Linked DNA regions of Homo sapiens: region 2 is linked to region 1. The links are chromatin contacts, found by Hi-C or POLR2A ChIA-PET in ENCODE. All regions are on one chromosome and are shown on one strand. The core of a region is the stretch at or near the end of the contact, and the rest is flanking DNA. Distances in the headings are between cores, read along the strand shown. Region 1 holds the start of SH3D19-AS1 (SH3D19 antisense RNA 1). Region 2 overlaps SH3D19 (SH3 domain containing 19).

What was found. Hi-C counts contacts between places; a loop is a spot of excess contacts on that map. ChIA-PET counts read pairs that join two places held with the same protein, here RNA polymerase II (POLR2A). Pooled maps may share reads with other maps.
Region 2: a loop to region 1 is called in a map of dorsolateral prefrontal cortex, with 2.0 times the contacts of the local background. The contact joins the enhancer-like site here to the promoter of SH3D19-AS1 in region 1. A Hi-C loop is called at or near these places in 1 of 168 maps with a recorded cell type or tissue (dorsolateral prefrontal cortex) and 3 of 50 pooled maps. POLR2A ChIA-PET finds 5 or more read pairs at or near these places in 5 of 52 experiments (AG04449, H1, RWPE1 and 2 more).

Annotation. Positions count from the first base shown.
Region 1 is chr4:151,121,984-151,125,488 of GRCh38, forward strand. It overlaps SH3D19-AS1 (SH3D19 antisense RNA 1), which reads left to right and starts at 2,227. Exons shown (of 2, transcript XR_001741442.2): 1 at 2,227-2,266. It overlaps SH3D19 (SH3 domain containing 19), which reads right to left. Exons shown (of 20, transcript NM_001378122.1): 20 at 1-224. The coding sequence ends at 108.
Region 2 is chr4:151,197,845-151,201,744 of GRCh38, forward strand. The region is part of intron 2 of SH3D19 (SH3 domain containing 19); the gene reads right to left. Among named protein-coding and RNA genes, the nearest start is that of SH3D19-AS1, 76 kb to the left of the region's middle. Within about 2 kb of position 1,812, at least 4 of the 41 ENCODE cell types and tissues checked have a DNase peak (open chromatin) inside an H3K27ac peak, as active enhancers do; they include dorsolateral prefrontal cortex, where a contact is called at or near this core.

The DNA of each region.
Region 1 (3,505 bases), core at 977-3,476:
TAGATATTTCTTTTTCAGTTAAAAAAAATAGTGCAAAAACATATCTGATAGTCAAGGTGATAGTTCAAGTGAGTTCTTGTGCCAAGGAACACAGACAAGCTTCTCCTCTAGCTGATCTGTAGAAACTGTATGTAGTTTTTGGGAAATATTCCAGATTTTCCCATAAGTTCTCCACTCATCCAGTCATCATCTACAGATTCCAGCTCTGTTATTATATCTCCAGCCTGTAAGACAAAAGGAGTTAGAATTACTGGTTTCTGTTGAGAATAAGCATGGTAAATAGTGGCCTACCTAGGGCAGCATGAATAATCTTCTCTGTATAACTCATTTATCTTGATTGTTGAGAATTAAATGACAACAATGATCTATACCTAATGATGCCATTTGCTTGTAAGCCTCTATCCCTTAAATCTCATTCCTTTGCCACTGCCACCCTTGCTGCACTTTGATTTTCCCTCTTATACTTTGTGCCTCTCAAATTCACCACTCCTAATCTAAAATCCCTCTTGAACAAATAATACCAGTTATCACACACACACACACACACACACACACGATTATTTATTGAGTACCCACTATGTGTCAGACACTGTTCTGAGCACAATTAATATTCCCTCATTCTACAACGGGAAGGCAAATAAACTGGCAGAAGAGGACAGAAAGCATGGGATTGCCAACTCATTAGGGCCATCAAGGGAGGGCCTCACTGAAGGTGTCATATAGGCAAAGATTTGGAGATGAGAAAGTGAGTCATGTGCTTCCTGTATGCCTTGTCTTATTCTGTGTACTTCACAGGAACTAACTCTTATGTAAACACCACCAAAGTCCTAGAGATGAGTACTATGTTATCCTCATTTTAGAGACTTTTTTTTTTTTTTTTTTTTTTGAGACGGAGTCTCGCTCTGTCACCCAGGCTGGAGTGCAATGGTGCAATCTCGGCTCACTGCAACCTCTGCCTCCCGGGTTCAAACAATTCTCCTGCCTTAGCCTCCCGAGCAGCTGGGGTTACAGGTGCCTGCCACCACGTCCAGCTATTTTTTGTATTTTTAGTAGAGACAGGGTTTCACCATGTTGGCCAGGCTGGTCTCAAACTCCTGACCTTGTGATCCGCCCACCTTGGCCTCACAAAGTGTTGGGGTTACAGGCGTGAGCCACTGCCCCTGGCTGAGATATATTTTTATAGATTTCCTTATTTTAGTGAAAAAGAAACCAAAACTCAGATAGACTACATAACTTGCCAGTGTCGCATGTCTAGTTAGTGGTAGAACCAGGATTCAAATCTAGTGCAATTCCTGGGCTTATATTCCTAACCACTAGGCTATGTGGCCGCCAGATTTTACAATGGACCTTTTTACTTAGAAAGGCTTTTACTGTAATTGCCTTTTATCAACACCCAGAGCATTTTGCACTCTACATTTATTCTTGCACATAATGGCATTTCTCCTCTACCATCTGGTTTATCACATTCCTCCTATGGCCCCAGTATCTTTTGTTTTTGAGACAAAGTCTCGCTCTGTGGCCCAGGCTGGAGTGCAGTGGCACGATCTCGGCTCACTGCAACCTCTGCCTCCCAGGTTCAAGTGATTCTCCTGCCATGGCCTCAATATCAAATTTGCATTTTTTTCCCATCTTAAAGAGCTTCACCTTGACTCAGGACACTGTTTTATCTTCATCAGGTTAGTCAAAGGGGCTGTGTGTCTTATTCATGTGCAAATTAGAATTCCTTCAGCAGATGAAGACATAACTATTTTGTTCTTTATAGTTTCTAAACATTTCTTAGAATCTGTGTTTAAGATGCTACAATGGTCCCAGATGACTCTGGCTACTGTTAAGACTACCTTTATTGGGCTAAATGAATTTATTTGTAGCCCTAGTACATTACCCTCTGGAAAAAAAAATGGCTTGATTTAAGGCTTTTCTTTATGGAAAATGAAAAGGAAACATGCAATCAGATGTTATTAATTTACTCTGCTCTGCTAAAATCTGTAAAAATTCTGGCAATTCAAAGTTTTTGTTATAAATAAGTTCCTTCTGGTTCCTAAATTATAATTTAATAGTTAACTGAAGCTATTTTATTTAGGTCTGGTCCAAACCTACATACCATGTCAGTTTCCTGAGGGCTAGGACTATTTTTTTTTTTTAGATGGAGTTTTGCTCTTGTTGCCCCGGCTGGAGTGCAATGGCAAGATCTCGGCTCACTGCAACCTCCGCCTCCCAGGTTCAAGAGATTCTCCTGCCTCAGCCTCCTGAGTAGCTGGGACTACAGGTATGCACCACCACACCTGGCTAATTTTGTATTTTTTAGCAGAGACAGGGTTTCTCCATGTTGGTCAGGCTGGTCTTGAACTCCCGACCTCAGGTGATCCACTCACCTTGGCCTCCCAAAGTGCTGGGATTACAGCCGTGAGCCACTGCACCCAGCCAGGCTAGGGCTATTTTCAAAAATTAGTTTTGGCCGGGTGCAGTGGCTCACTCCTGTAATCCTAACACTTTGGGAGGCCAAGGCAGGTGGATTTTCTGAGCTCAGGAGTTCAAGACCAGCCCGGCAACACAGTGAAACCCTGTCTCTACTAAAATACAAAAAATTAGCTGGGCATGGTGGCATGCACCTGTAGTCCCAGCTACTCAGGAGGCTGAGGCGGGAGAATTGCTGGAATCCAGGAGGCGGAGGTTGCAGTGAGCCGAGATCGCGCCGCTGACTGCACTCCAGCCTGGGCAGCAGAACAAGACTCCTTCTCTAAAAAAAAAAAAATTAGTTTTATCTATTAACATTCTGTGGATATTTAATAAAACTGAAAGCAGTGCAGAATCCCTTAACAACAACAATAACAACAACAATTCTAACAATTCTAGAACTATCTTATGGACAACCATTTGTAAAATGAAATGAAGATAACCTGTTTTCTGGAGGATACTGTGCATTCTGTTATTTATACTCACATAGTTTAAATGAAGACCAAAATAACATCCAAGAAGTTTGAATTCAGATTCTTCACTTGCAGTAAGTTTATGTAAAGATAAACGGGATACATTTTGAGCCACTGACTCTCAAGGACTAAGGCAACAGTTTTCTTTCTTTCTTTCTTTCTTTTTTAAATTTTGTTTTAAAGACCAAGATGTTAAAGGAAAAAAAGGGAACTGATAGAAGGTTACGAGTTTTTAATTTTGCATAGCTTACAGCATAAGAAATACCTATCATTTATGGCTGGGTGTGGTGACTTATGCCTGTAACCCAGCTCTTTGGGAGGTTGGGGCGGATGGATCGCCTTGAGCTCATGAGTTTGAGACCAGCCTGGGTGAGACCCAGTCTCTACAAAGAATACCAAAAATTAGCCAGGCATTGGTGGCTCACACCTGTAGTCCCAGCTACTCAGGGAGCTGAGGGGTGGAGAATCGCTTGAGCCCAGGAAGCTGAGGCTGCACAGTGAACTGAGATTGTGTCACTGCACCTCAGCCTGGGCAACAGAGTGAGACCCTGTCTCAGAAACAAAACAAAACAAAACAA
Region 2 (3,900 bases), core at 562-3,061, 75 kb after region 1:
TCTAAAAACCTAGAAATTAGGTCAGTTTGAAGCCAAGGCTTTATGTGAAATAGTGAGGCAGATACTTTTTTTAAAAAGCAAAATTTGAATGTTATTAATAAAATACATAAATTATTTAAATTGTTGTGACACTGTAAGATTTTTTCCACATCAGATAACTTTAAAAAATGTATCTTTCAGGCCAGGTGCGGTGGCTCATGCCTGTAATCCCAGCACTTTGGGAGGCTGAGGCGGGCGAATAACGAGGTTAGCAGATCGAGACAATCCTGGCTAACATGGTGAAACCTCATCTCTACAAAAAATACAAAAAATAAGCCAGGCGTGGTGGCACATGCCTGTAGTCCCAGCTACTCAGGAGGCTGAGGCAGAAGAATCACTTGAACCCGAGAGGTGGAGGTTGCAGTGAGCTGAGATCACACCACTGCACTCCAGCATGGGTGACACAGCGAGACTCTGTCTCAAAAAAAAAAAAAATATATATATAATATAAAAATATATATTATATAAAATATAAAATTATATTATATAAAAATTATATAATATATAATATATATCATATATTATATATTATATAAAATATATATTATATAAAATATATATAAAAATATATATTTATCTTTATATATAAAAATATATACGTATCTTTCAAATGTGAATGCCCTAGCCACCCATTTCTTAGCTTTGTATCACTTGATCAAAGGTTTTAGGTTAGCTAAGCCTTCCTTTGACCCTTTAGAGGCTCCTACATCATTACATTTCTAGCTTTTCACCAAATATCTAGTGATGTCTAAGCCAAAATAAAATACACTCAATCAATGGTTGAGAAATAATGAAGCAACAAATATATACATAACGGCAAAACAATGTAAATTCATAAAAATGCATAAATTATTTAATTACCAATTAAAAAAACATTTTAAACACTCATTTAACTGAGTCTTTCAAAAATAGGCAGCTCTTAAGGAGTTACTGTTATAAAGCTGAAGGCTTTAACCAAGAATATAAACACAACGTGGAAACAGCTGAATTCATTCTTAACAATCAAAGATTTGTTCTTCTCTGGAAATTGCAACAGAAACTTCAGCAGTGGGTAGGCACGAAACCTTTACTCTAAATATTCAACAATTTCTCCATGAGACAAGCAGGGCTAGCAGCCTTCCCACCAGCTAACATCTTTTTTTTTTTTTTTTTGCAAAGCCACTGGAGAACTTTCCCATTAGATACCAAGAACATATTTGGTAGCCGAAGGACATTAAAGTGATTTAAAATTATAAATACCAATAGTTACATGAAATTACCCAAAAGATACAGTAAATTTCTAGATTTGGGAGCCCACAAAGAAGTATGTTTTAGGATATTATTAATATATTATGTATCTGAGGATACCATCATTTAAGGGGAATGACTGACTGTTCATTAGGACTACAGACTCTGAGTCTGAGTACAACTGTCCCCAAACAAACAGTTCTGTTTTCAGGATATTTAAAAAGATTCACAGAGAGGAAATGTGCCTTTTATCAGCCTCAGTTTAAAGAAGCAGACAGGAGAGATCCAAGAAGGTACAGCAGAGAATGTAGTAGAAAATGGCAGGTATGGAGTTCAGCAGAACAAAGGATGGGGCATAATATTGTGGGTGGACAGAGCAAGGTTCCAAATAGTCTCAAAGTAAGGACTCTGCCTGGGAAATGATAAAACTCATTTGGCAGCATACTTTGAAATAACTCGCCTGCTGCACAGGGGGCATAGGCTGCCCCATCCCCATTCATTCCCTCTTCTTTCCTGCCACACTGGAAGCATTTTATTCAGCTATTCTCATCTAGCCTCCCCTTGTGACCAGCTGCACGCACTGTGAAAGGGCCCAAAGTGCAGACCGTGCCAAAGCAAAAGAGCATGCATGACCAAATGACACCGGAATCCATGTCTACAAGGAAAACAAGTCCCCAAACTACGAAATAGTATAATCCCAATGTTATTTGTAAAATCTTACTTTAAAAAATATATATTTATTTTGCTATGGTCTGAATGTTTGTATCCCCATCAAATTCATATATTGAAATCCTAATCTCCAAGGTTTTGGTACCAGGAGATGTGACCTTTGGGAAGTGATTAGGTCATAAGGGTAGAGCCCTCATGAATGGGATTAATGTTCTCATAAAAGAGGCCCCAGAGAGATCCCTTGCCTTTCTGCCATAAGAGGAAACAGCAAGAAGATACTGTCTATGAACCAGACTGCAAGCCCTTATTAGACAGGGAGTCTGCTGGTGTCTTATCTTGAACTTCCCAGCCTCGAGAAGTGTGGATTTTTTTGTTTGTTTGTCATTTATAAGCCACCTGGTCTACAGTATTTTGTTATAGCAGCCTGAATGGACTAACACATACATACATACATACACACATACATACATACACATACACACACACCCCACACACATATTTGTATAATTACATTTATACAAAAAAAGTGAGAACGCATCTACCCAGTGATGTGCTGGAGCCAGCTCATGTGAGCTGACAATTGAATTTTCAGAAATTTTGCAAGCCAGTTGTTAAATATAACCATTATTAAAAATTAAGTTATACAAACTTACAATTAAAGTAAAGCTAATATTAAAGGTTCATCATTTCCTAATTATTTTCTTAAATTTTACTACTGCTAATGACGTGCTACTGTGCATCTCTTCCCAATCTATCACCAGTGGTATCATATTGGTAGCTTTAAATTGGCCATGGTGGGAATATTTATCCCACAAAACTGGCAAATTAGGGTTTACTTTATCATTTTATTGACTGTCTAAACTTAAGAAAGTGACAAAGAAAATGTTAGTAATAATGCACGTTCAACCTAAAAGCATGTTATATGTGGAGCTGTTACATTACGACAAGAACAAAAAAACTGAGGAAACATTCTTCCAGTTTGAAAACTATCATCTGAATCAGCAAAGAGGTTGCTCATGCAATTGACAAATGAATAGAAACTCTGACATATATTTTGGTTTTGGTTTTTGACACATATTTTGTTTCACGTTTATCTTACTCATTAATATAAACAAACATATCAACCAACATTCATATTGGAATTACGCTCAGAGAGCGAGTTGCTCACATTTATCAGCATACCACTGCACAGGCCCCAGATGTTAACAATAGTTGATTCTAAGAGGTAAAGAATTATGAATGATTTGTCATCTACCTGTGTCTCTGAATTTTTCAAGCTTTATAATTACTTTAATAATTTGTGTGCTATTTTTAAAAATTGCTATAGCAAACAAACAAAACAAAATAAATTCACTGGTTCATGTCAAATTCATGACCTCTAAATAATGAAGATTATAGCCAAACCACCAGCCAATCAATCACTTTCTGGAAACAGCAGGCTGAGTTCAAAGTCACATGTAGATGCCATTACAGGGCTGAAAATCCCCCAGAATCCTGATGTGAATAACAAAAATGAATTACAGCATGCATACAACTTCAAATCTCTGTATTTCCCATACCCCTTATTGCTCCAGCATAAAATAAAAATACAGGGTGTTAATCAAATTAAATCCATATAACATTTAGAATTTTAAAAGCATTAATTTAGCTATTATTTCCCGAGTGTTTTCTACGTTCCAGAAATTTTCCTAGGTGCTGAGGACAAAAGTAAAACAAGATGAGCCCCTCTATTCAAAGAGATTACAGTTAAGTACAGAAGACAGAGAAGTAAACAATTTTTTAAACAGGCGATTTTAATACAGATTAGAAAATGTGGAACCACCTAGGAACATCTGGAGTCTTTAAAAAATAGTATCACAAATATAGAACTAATCATGAATGCCAATTTCAATGAAATACAACTAAAGGAGAGGGTAAAGTATAATCAAACTCTAAAAAATAATAAAATAGGCCGGGCACAGTGGC